Regions from separate parts of the Homo sapiens genome. Here region 2 is linked to region 1. A link is an interaction called in ENCODE POLR2A ChIA-PET data of the cell type or tissue named here. Cell type or tissue: Panc1. All regions are shown on one strand. Each heading gives the region's core, and the rest is flanking DNA. Links, peaks and the distances in the headings are about the cores only.

What was found. Peaks named below come from ENCODE experiments on the same cell type or tissue, not always from the same donor. Only the 100,000 strongest peaks of a DNase experiment are listed, where the experiment ranks them.
Region 2: POLR2A ChIA-PET joins it to region 1 with 5 read pairs; 2 of 35 experiments call an interaction of 5 or more read pairs at or near these places.

The regions. Positions count from the first base shown.
Region 1 is chr9:77,820,327-77,825,718 of GRCh38, forward strand. The region is part of intron 2 of GNAQ (G protein subunit alpha q); the gene reads right to left. Among named protein-coding and RNA genes, the nearest start is that of GNA14, 170 kb to the left of the region's middle. In Panc1, for the core only: no CTCF peak of the experiment used is centred there; a DNase peak (open chromatin) is centred at 265; H3K4me3 peaks cover 284 bases; H3K27ac peaks cover 600 bases.
Region 2 is chr9:78,099,911-78,105,302 of GRCh38, forward strand. No RefSeq gene overlaps it. Among named protein-coding and RNA genes, the nearest start is that of GNAQ, 71 kb to the left of the region's middle. In Panc1, for the core only: no CTCF peak of the experiment used is centred there; no DNase peak of the experiment used is centred there.

The DNA of each region.
Region 1 (5,392 bases), core at 223-5,222:
ACGTTTTCTGACTTCATTAGAACCTGAACCCTGACCTTTCAGGTGCATTATATGCAGAGTGACAGTTGTTGTTTTATCTTTTTCTGAGCATTACTGCATAAATGACAAAGAACAGCAAAGTCATACTGAACTGCTGCTGGCTGGGTTCTCATTGTGAGTGATTCACTCCCATAAAACAGCCTCTCCACACTTATGATTCAACATGTGGCTCAGCAAAATTAGAAATTACTACATGACACAGCCTTTTGAAGCCCCTCATGAAAACGAAAGATCTTCTGTGTGGAGTCTTTAAGTGGTAAGGATCTACTGATTCTCCTTTACTAAGCTTCCATGTCCTTCTTAAACTTGGCATTAGATGGAGACTACTGAATCTCAAATTAGTAATTCTGGGAACCACAGTAGCAAAGAGGAAGAACTTGAACAGCCTGAGACCAAATCAGGTATCAATAATAACTCTGTCATGTACCAGCCCTGTGTCTTTAGACAAGTCACTCAACCTTCCTGAACCTCAGTTTCTTCATCTATAAGATGGAACAATTTGTTGTAGGGCTGTTAGGAAAAGTAAAAGAGATGTTTCTAAAATGCCTAGTACAAAATATTATAATTACTATGAAATCTTGTGGTATCTCAAAAGTACCATTAATAATTATTTCAACAAATATTTATCGCTCATGTGTTAGACAATACACAAGACAATGATGAAAAGGAAAAATAGAGAATGTATGTTAAATACAATGTTCTAGATTACAATGTTAGAGAAGAAAGTTTATTAAACTGCCACATATCCTTTCATTAAGACTTCACAAACTGATTTATTAACTCATTATTAAGTTTGTTCTTCTATCATTAGATTTTTATTTTTAATCTCCATTATGGTCACCAAGATAATCAATGACTATAGTTATACTGTCTTTCCCAAAAAACATTTGCTGGAACTACAATTCTCCTCTTGGTTTTGCTGGCCTATAGGCTTTATTTGCTCATTCTAACATAGAATGGGGATTCCTTCTTGGGTAAAGGAAATACCCCTCCTTTATTGTTTAAAATATATTTTTTTTTCTTTTCAGAGAACTCAATCTCTTTCTTGGCCCTACCACTACCATTTTCCATGTAAATATTCTTCTATTTGGTTCTTTGCTTAACATTTTCCTTTTTCATGTTTGTCTGTAATGTCATAATTATCAGTATCAATGACATTGTAGGTCAGATGCTTGATGCAGCATGGCAAAACCTACATCAAACACTTCCAGAGTATGTTGATTGATATAATTACATAATTCCATTACAAAGAACACTGCCTTCAGGTCTATAAAATCTTGGGGTACAATTTAAAATTTTGCACTCTCTGAAGTTCTACTATTATCTTCATAATTATGATGTTGTACTATCCTAGTATGGGTGTGTGTGTGTGTGTGTGTGTGTGTGTGTGTGTATGTATGTATGCATTATTAATACCACCAAAAAAACTAGTTTATCTTCAGAGAGTTTATACAAAGTCACAGTTGATTTAAAAAAATTGAAAAGAGAGATTAAAGATATGCATATTCATTAAAATTCAAAACAATTAGGGTATGGTCTGTATGACTACTTTCAAAGAATATCTGAGGAACATTAATTAATGGAAAATTAAGTTAATGGAAAACTAAGTTAATTGGAATGTTAATAGGTATTTGACAAATGGATTCTGAAGTCCAAGTAAGAGAATGGGGAGAATAATGGTTATAAATAGTCAAACAGAGGTCTGTGCTGCAGAACACAGAAGTTATAAAAAGGCAATGGCCCTTACCTAGAAAGGTGCTATAAATCCATGAGCCTAGCATTGGGGATATTATTGAATTTTCCAAACTTGTTTGACCATGGAAGCTTTTTTTGCCTCCAGATCTGTTGACGAGACTGTTGGTGAATTAAATCATGTTTTGAAAACACTGACTAGAGACTGAGACCCCTAACAACCAACTGTAGGTTGATTTTATACCAACAAAACAACTCATTGACTGATTTCTCCCCACCCTGGCATAATAGGTAAATGCCTGCTTTATAGATTCATATCATCTTCATTTCTGAGATCACATAATGTTATGTGGTTCATTTCCTGATATTATACCTCAGAAAAAGCCTAATCATTTTAGTCCTTTGTAATGTCTGTGCTCCTACAATCTCATTAACCAGAGGAGTATGTTGCTGCTGGTTTGGAATTTTATTTTATTTGACAACAGGAAAAACAGATAAAGAAGATTTCCCTGTTCAGTTGGTAGAATTCAGACAGGCGAAAAAATAAAAAGAACAAGCTTTTTGATTAAAAAAAAAAAAAAAAGGCCCAAATGCTCCCAAGAATTTCAGAGTCTTACATAGGGAATATCATCTTTCTGGAACATCCCATGTGAAATCTGACCACTGAAGCTTCAGACATTCAAGAAATTGTGTTAGGAAAAACTGAAAGTAAAAGGCTCACTTTCCTAGAATCTTGGGGAAGGAATAGAGCTTTTAGAATACCTTGCTTAAATGCCCCTTTAACAGAGCCAGAAACTGTTCCATTAATAAAAATAAAGAAACAAAAACAATACCTCTTTATCCTATGAAAAACGGTAATGAAGCATTTAGAAGTTGTTTTTTTTTTTTTCTTTGAGAAGGAGTCTTGGTCTGTCACCCAGGCTGGCAGGCTGGAGTGCAGTGGCAAATCTCGGCTCACTGCAAGCTCCGCCTCCCGGGTTCATGCCATTCTCCTGCCTCAGCCTCCTGAGTAGCTGGGACTACAGGCGTCTGCCACAACGCCCGGCTAATTTTTTGTATTTTTAGTAGAGATGGGGTTTCACCGTGTTAGCCAGGATGGTCTCAATCTCCTGACCTCATGATCTGCCCATCTCAGCCTCCCAAAGTGCTGGGATTACAGGCGTGAGCCACCACGCCTGGCCTAGAATTTAAGTAGGAAGAAGGGAAGGAAAATAACTCACATCCTACAAGGCCTGGTTTTTTTGTAGTAAGTTATATAATTTGTCACTTTAAATAAAGACCCAAATTTTGAAAATATTATAGATAAGAAGTGTAAAAAGTTACCTGGACCACTGCTGAGAAACTGTTAACTTTCCACTGAGAGTATAATAATATAGTTATAGTCTACTAACACTTTTGAGTATTAAAAAGGCTACCAAAACAGTTAATGTTTGTATTAACCTGTTCTCACACTGCTATAAAGAACTACCTGAGACTGGATAATTTATGAAGAAAAGAGGTTAACTGACTCACGGTTCTGCAGGCTGTATAGGAAGCATGAATGGGAGGCCTCAGGAAACTTACAATCATGGTGGAAGGTGAAGGGGAAGCAAGCACGTCTTACCGTGGTAGAGCAGGAGAGACAGAGAAGCGGGAGGTGCCACACACTTTTAAACGATCAGATCTCATGAGAACTCACTCACTATCATGAGAACAGCAAAGGGGAAATCTGTCCCCACGATTCAATCACCTCCCATGAGGCCCTTCCCCCAACAAGTGGGGATTACAATTTAAGATGAGGTTTGGGTGGGGACACAGAGCCAAACCATATCAATGTTGTATGTCTTTAAAGTATTTATTGACCAGCAAATCTATTTTATTACATTGATATTATTCAAGGAAGTGTGCACATTAAAAAATTTTTCAAAATATAAAATCTTCCTAAAATATAAACTTTTGATAAATCAATGTAGATTTTAAAGTAAAAAATGAGCAGAAATACTTTTCTTGGTACCTTCATGTACTTTAGTCATGTTCTTAGCCATATCTCTTTCTAACATCATGTCCCTAACATCCTTCAGAGAACTATATTTTTTCAATATTGACATATTATGTATTTAACTATTTCATAGAATTGTTTGTAACATTCTTAAAAATTGCCTTAACTATTTTAGGTCAATAAATTTGAAACTGTTAACATTTTCAACCATGCTCTTCTTGGTAGACCTTAATAGTTTTAATTCAGAAACGGCCTCTCTTGTTGGTTCAGATACTTGGTAAGCTTAGAACAAGGTCTGCTGAATGGTAAGTAATCTCACTCTATTATGTTTTTCAAATGGAAAGACATAAATATCTCAGTTCAAATATTTTCATAGAACTATCTTTCGGTATTAGTTCAGAATAGTATTATTTCACAAATATGTTTAGGAGATGAAACTCATAAATAGATTATTGCAGCTTGTTTGGATACAACTGTGATTTATGTGTGAGCCATAACTATTCTAAGAATATTTCTGGTCCACTAGTTTATTAATTTAATACATACAGTATTTTACCATGACACTATGCTCCATGAAAAATTATACTCGTATCATTACCACAAAATACATTACTTTGAACAATGACTTTTAAAATTTTTTAAAGAAGCAAAAGCATTTACTGTAGCAATCAAAACCATGTTGGATATTTCACTTTATCAGCATGAACTTCTAAAAGCTTCATCTCGATTCCATGAATTAATGAAGAAAAAACAAACCATCAATTACCTGCAAAGTTTTTCTTCTGCTAAGAGAATTAACAGATTAATTGCTATTGCTTCATTTTTTTGTACATGCATAAGAAAACCTGGAATAAAAATGAGCTAAATTAACTCGGAAAGAAAGTCATTTGATCTAAACAAAAAGTCATGCTTCACAGAGTGATATAAAAATGCATTCTCTGCTGCTGCACATGCTAAAATGTCATCTTTGGGCACAGTCTTCTGAAAATAACAGCGAACTCTTGAAGCAGAAGATTTGTGTCTTTCGTATTTTGTGTGGTTGATTATATTCATGGCTACAATGGTGAATGTTAAGTACTGATAAATAATTTTATATGAATTACACATTATCAACTTTCTTTAGAAACAAAAATACAGTACTTAATTTTTTGTTAAACATGCATTTTCAAGTTTCTAAAAAAACTTATTATGGCCAAAAAGATCTGCTGCAAAATAAAAGCATTATCAAACAATACAACAGATTTATACCAAACAATAAATGATAAAGCAAAATCTTTCATACCTCCACAGTAAGACTGCTTCAGCCTTCATTTTCCACACACATTTCACATACACCTAGCAACTGCCCACTGACCCTACTCACAGAAGTGTGGTGTCTTCGTGGACCTGGCAGCCTACACGCCAGACCATAGCATGACTAGCTGATTCAAGCAGACGGTAAAGGCAGCAGCACCACATGCTTCTCCACCATCTTTCAGACTGGAAGAGTTTGGCTGCCCCTAGTCACTTTTGTCCCAGCTTACTCCATATTAGCAGGAATGCCCACACGCTGTCTTTGAAAGAGAGATGCAGTTAACAATGCATCTGGGAAGGGATATCAGACTCAACCAAGTGTAAAGTGAGAAGTCTGTTTAACTGCAAAGGCAGAATCTAGAAATACAAAGTGAATGTCTGTTAAAAACA
Region 2 (5,392 bases), core at 256-5,255, 280 kb after region 1:
TAATTTTTGTATATTTAGTAGAGATGGGGTTTCACTATGTTGGACAGGCTGGTCTCAAACTCCTGACCTTGTGATCCGCCCACCTCAGCCTCCCAAAGTGCTGGGATTACAGGCGTGAGCCTCCGCGCCCAGCCTTGGACTGGCATTTTTACAAGAACAGGAATAGGTATCAGGAGTCATCATGCACAGAGGAAAGGCCCTGTGAGGACACAGAGAGGAGGCAGCCATCTCCAAGCCAGGAAAAATGGTCTTCCCAGAAACAAGCCCTGCTGGCACCTTAATTTTGGACTTCCAGCCTCTAAGACTGTGAGAAAGTACATTTCTGTTGTGTAAGCTACCCAGTGTGTGGCATTCTGTTTCAGCAGCCTGAGCAGAGTAATACATCTACCACACCACTTGCAAGTTATGGTGCAGGAGTTGGCGAAGGGTTATAGAAATAAACAAGGTAAGGCTGGATTCTGTCCCCTAGAGAAGCATAGGAGCACATGTGAGACGAAGAACATGACTCTGGAGCTAGATTGCACTGTGTGACTTTGAGCAAGTTACTTAAATTCTCTGAGCATCAATTTCCCATCTCCAAATTGAGGATGATAATAATATGTAGGTATGTTATGAGGATTAAATGCTTACTGTTTACAGAGGACCTAGAACAGTGTCTGACACACAGTAAACACAATATAAGTATTTGATTAACAAATAGATGAAAGCTTTGTACATTGGAAAAAAGGACACGAGGTCAGAAATATGAAGAATAACGTTAAATAATTATGACTTGCTGATAATTTTCATGTAATATATCAGATAAGATTACATACTCCCTTCAAAAAATGATAGCACATCTCCTTTAATGTAAAACCAAACTATAATGTTACAAAAGAAAATAAAATTAATAATAATATATCAATATTGGTTTATTAATTGTGACAAATATACAGGAAAAAATGTTAGGAGAAATTGGGTGTGGGGTGTATGAGAACTCTGTACTATCTTTGCAAAAATTAAGTACATTGAAAGATATTCTAAACTAAAATTCTATTTTTTAAAAAAGAATATATGGCTCATGACTGTAATCCCAGCACTTTGGGAGGCCAAGGCGGGTGGATCACAAGGTCAGGAGATCTAGACCATCCTGGCCAACATAGTGAAACCCCGTCTCTAGAAAAATACAAAAATTAGCTGAGTGAGGTGGAACGCGCCTGTAGTGCCCAGCTACTCGGGAGGCTGAGGCAGGAGAATCGCCTGAAGTGGAGGTTGCAGTGAGCTGAGATCGCATCACTTCACTCCAGCCTGGCAACAGAGCGAGACTCCCTCTCAAAAAAAAAAAAAAAAAAAAAAAAGAATATGAATTAAGGAGTAATTATTTACTTCACAGAAATGTTGATTGTTAAATGACAGAATTTAAGAGCTGAGTCACAGTAATCTTGAATTCACCTTGTCTATTTTACAGAGGAGTGTTGATTTAGGCTTGCTTCACACGTGGCTAATTTTCAAGATCAAATTCACACAGGAAAACAAGGGGGGCAGAAAGACAAAGCACTAACCTAGAAGGTGAGGTGCATCATGTTTCACTCAATGTGGCCGTGGCTCAGGCACATCACAGTAACAGTTCTGGACCTCAGTTTTTCATTGGTTACTTTCACTCTAACATTCTTGATTCTAAACTTGATGTGCATCTACATCACAACATAAGGCAGCTCTGGGGAGCAGGCTCTAACTGATGCTTTCTCCAAGCCCCTAGAAGCTATGCATATGCAGTTTGTGTGCCAATTTCTGAGTGTGTGTGAGGAAATGCAGGGGTGAATCGATGGACAAATAACTAGACAAATATATTTGTTTTAAAGACTCAACATTGAGGACCAAGTTTTCATAGTGAATACCATTCAGCAAGTCGATTAATCAGATTTGGATAGGAGTAAATGTGGGCAAACCTTGACAATAAAATATTTACTGAAAGTCTGCAAGGGGAAGATGACATTCTAAATAGGTACATGCTATATGTTATTAACAGATCAAATTTGATTTAGAAAAGGAGAGATCTGGAATTTCCTATAAAAGCAAGAAAGACTATGAACTAACGCAAGAAATTTTGAAGCTGAAGGAAAGAAAGCTTATAAAGAGTTCAAGATAATGGGGCCTGATGCTGGCTGATGTTGAAGAAATGCTGTTACCAATAGCAGGCAGACCTGGATCTGACAGCCACCTGTTGAGAAAGCCCTGAAGAATAATGGCAGCTATTCAGTCAACAAATTTGGGGAGAAACTCAATTGCCCCAGAGGCCCTTTTCAATTCTGCTACTAGTTTTCATGAACAAATTGTCATTCTTATTGTAATGCTTACTTTACTGTGAAAGTCATGATATTTTTCTTCTGTAAAATACTATCCTAACACAGTCAATAATAATTAATGAGTGGTAACCCAGTGATTCATGGGCTATAATTTTTTTTACCAAGTAAATCATAGTCTCATCTTAGCAAGTTATTAAATGGATAAAAGTCCTTCAAATCCTGCAAATCATTTGATTTAAGACTTAATTCATGTTCAATGAAATTTATTTTTTTAACTATTTTAAACAGCATTGATTGAGACAAAAGCTCAAGAAAATGGGTAGTTTCTACATTGCTTTGAGATTGATGCTATTTAAAAGATTTGTGCTTGAAATATTGAAAACTAATGGCCACCCTAATTGTTCTTCTAAAGCTAAAGCTATTAAATAACCATCTTCAGAAGTATCCCTTGGAGCAGGTTTACTCGTGAGCATAGTATTCATGTTCTAGAAGCCAATGATGTTTTTTAGGTGGAACAAAAGGGATTTTCCTCTGCTTACATTTTATCTGGAAATATGTTTCATCAAGCAGACAGCCAGATGGAAATAGCAAGATTTTTTTTATAGTCAATAAATAACTCTGCTGCTAGAATAACTCAGACTTGACAGCAATCTACGCAACAGTTTATTCTTCTGCTCTCTCAGGATGTAAACACTGTTGTCAACAACCAATCAGATGCACTAAAGCTACAAATAGCATGTTTAGTTTATATGTATATGCAATCAGCTAAACAAAATTTTGAACATCAATGGGACCCATTTCTAATCACTTTGTTCTTGTTCAGGTCCATCACACTGCATAACTTCAGGGGGCACCAATCACATTTTAGTCAATATATAACTAATTGTAGATAATATGAATGGTGCCCCTGAGTTGTACAGTAGTTTCCCTCCTACAGTTCATAAACATTACACAACTTTTAAAAATCAGTAAATCTCAAGTCACTGAAGTCTTTCTCTCACTTTTAGCTAAATCAAACTTTCAAAGGCCATCGTTTTTTGTTTGTTTATTTGTTTGTTTGTTTGAGATGGAGTCTCACTCTGTCGCCAGGCTGGAGTGCAGTGGCGCGATCTTGGGTCACTGCAACCTCTGCCTCCCAGGTTCAAGTGATTCTCCTGCCTCAGCTTCCCCAGTAGCTGGGACTACAGGTGCGCGCCACATGCCCAGCTAATTTTTGTATTTTTAGTAGAGACGGGGTTTCACCATGTTGGCCAGGATGGTCTAGATCTCCTGACCTCGTGATCTGCCCGCCTCGACCTCCCAAAGTGCTGGGATTACAGGCGTGAGCCACAGCGCCCAGCCTCAAAGGCCATAGGATTTTAAAGAGAGATTTTATCGTAGATTTTTTGTTTTGTTGTGTTCATTTGCCTTCCCATCATTTCCTTCTTTGGGACAAGATTTCCATGAAATTTTGTTGAGGCTCTCAATCACCAATGGTTACAGTGATGGGCATGATGTCCAGGCCTGATCAATCATGGTGCTATATTGCTTGGATAATAGTGATTGGTCCAAGGGAAAGCATATGATCCTAGCATAGCTAATCAGTGTTCTTCCCTGAGATTTGATATGTGGATAGAGCTGTGATGATGAAAACGTGGGAAAGCTGGCAGCCACTTTCCCCACTCTAGAGCAATCCTGCTGCGTAAAATTAGACTGAGAAATTAAAGCCCACTAGAGAAGGGGAGAAAAATAGTCCTGAGAACATTACTTGAGTCCCTGGATTCACCTCTAATGTCCCAGTATGTGTGCAAATAACCTTTCATTTTTTGCTTAATGTATGTCGAAATGAGTTTCTGTCACTTGCATTCAGTGGAACTCTTTTCACCGCAGAGCCCATGACCACAAGTTTTTCATTCCGTTCAGGAAACTACTCTGAGTCTAGTCCATCTAAAGCCATATCGTTCTAGATCCTCTCTCAGAAACAGAAACCAAATGCTTCCTTATTTTAAACAGCAGATGTCTGGTGATATTAACTTACTTGATCCATGATATGAAGGCAACATTTCCAGGTTGTACTTGAGGTTACGAAGCAGACTTTTAAAAATATCTTCTTCATTATGTAACCTTTCAGAGAACAATTATTGAGAATGAGGAAGGAAGACTTCTTTCACCACCACCAAGTGTTGCCGAATCCTCACCCTTTGCCCCATTAAGCAAGTGGCAGGCACCTCACCTTTTACCATGGGGTAAGTTACTGCTCACATTAAGTTCATGAAAATGAAGATGTGAGCATCAGTGCTAATCCTAGTTCAGGTAATAATTTACAGTATCGGGTGAACGTGGGCAAATTATACAACTTCCCTGAGCCTCAATTTCCTCACTGGAAATGGAGAAAATCAAAATAGAGACATCAAAATAAATCTTATGTGTTTAGATTTGCTGTTTCTTGTAGTTGTTTCTTATTCATCTTATGTATTTTGATACCTCACACAAATCCTGGCATATAATAGACATTAATAAATAATTGTTAGGAAAATGGATGAATTAATGAACACATTTGCCTCCTGGGTGGTCATGAAGAATATATGAGACAACACAAATAAATTAAATATTACAGTGTTTAACTCATCCTAGCTGCTCTTATATATCAGCTCCCTTCTTCCCTCCCTTCATCTTCCTGGTGTTGGGACATGGGTCATTTTGTGTGCCCAATGCCTTGTCCACAATTTCTCACACTGAGCCATCTTTGTTCAAAACCTTCCAGAATTTTCCATAAGACATCATTGATTATTAATCATCCAAAGTCGGCCTCACTGTGTGTGCCTTAGCATTGTGTTATGAAAATTTGCTGTGTTTTGCATATCCCTGTGTTTTTTTGTATTTGCTTGTCTTCTCTCCTAATTAGATTCCATTTCCTACACTATCTCTACAGTGTGCAGCACAGTGAATATTCATTCAATGGGATAATAATGAATCTATGACTTTAAAAAAGTGTACCTGCTTGCAGCAAGTCAGAGTCTTCTGTTTTTTATGTAGACTAACTTAAGGCACAGGACCTTTTATTTTGAATTTTCTTTCTTCTGCCTATGCAGGGCTGATTCTGAACACCTTGTTTCACTTGAGGATAA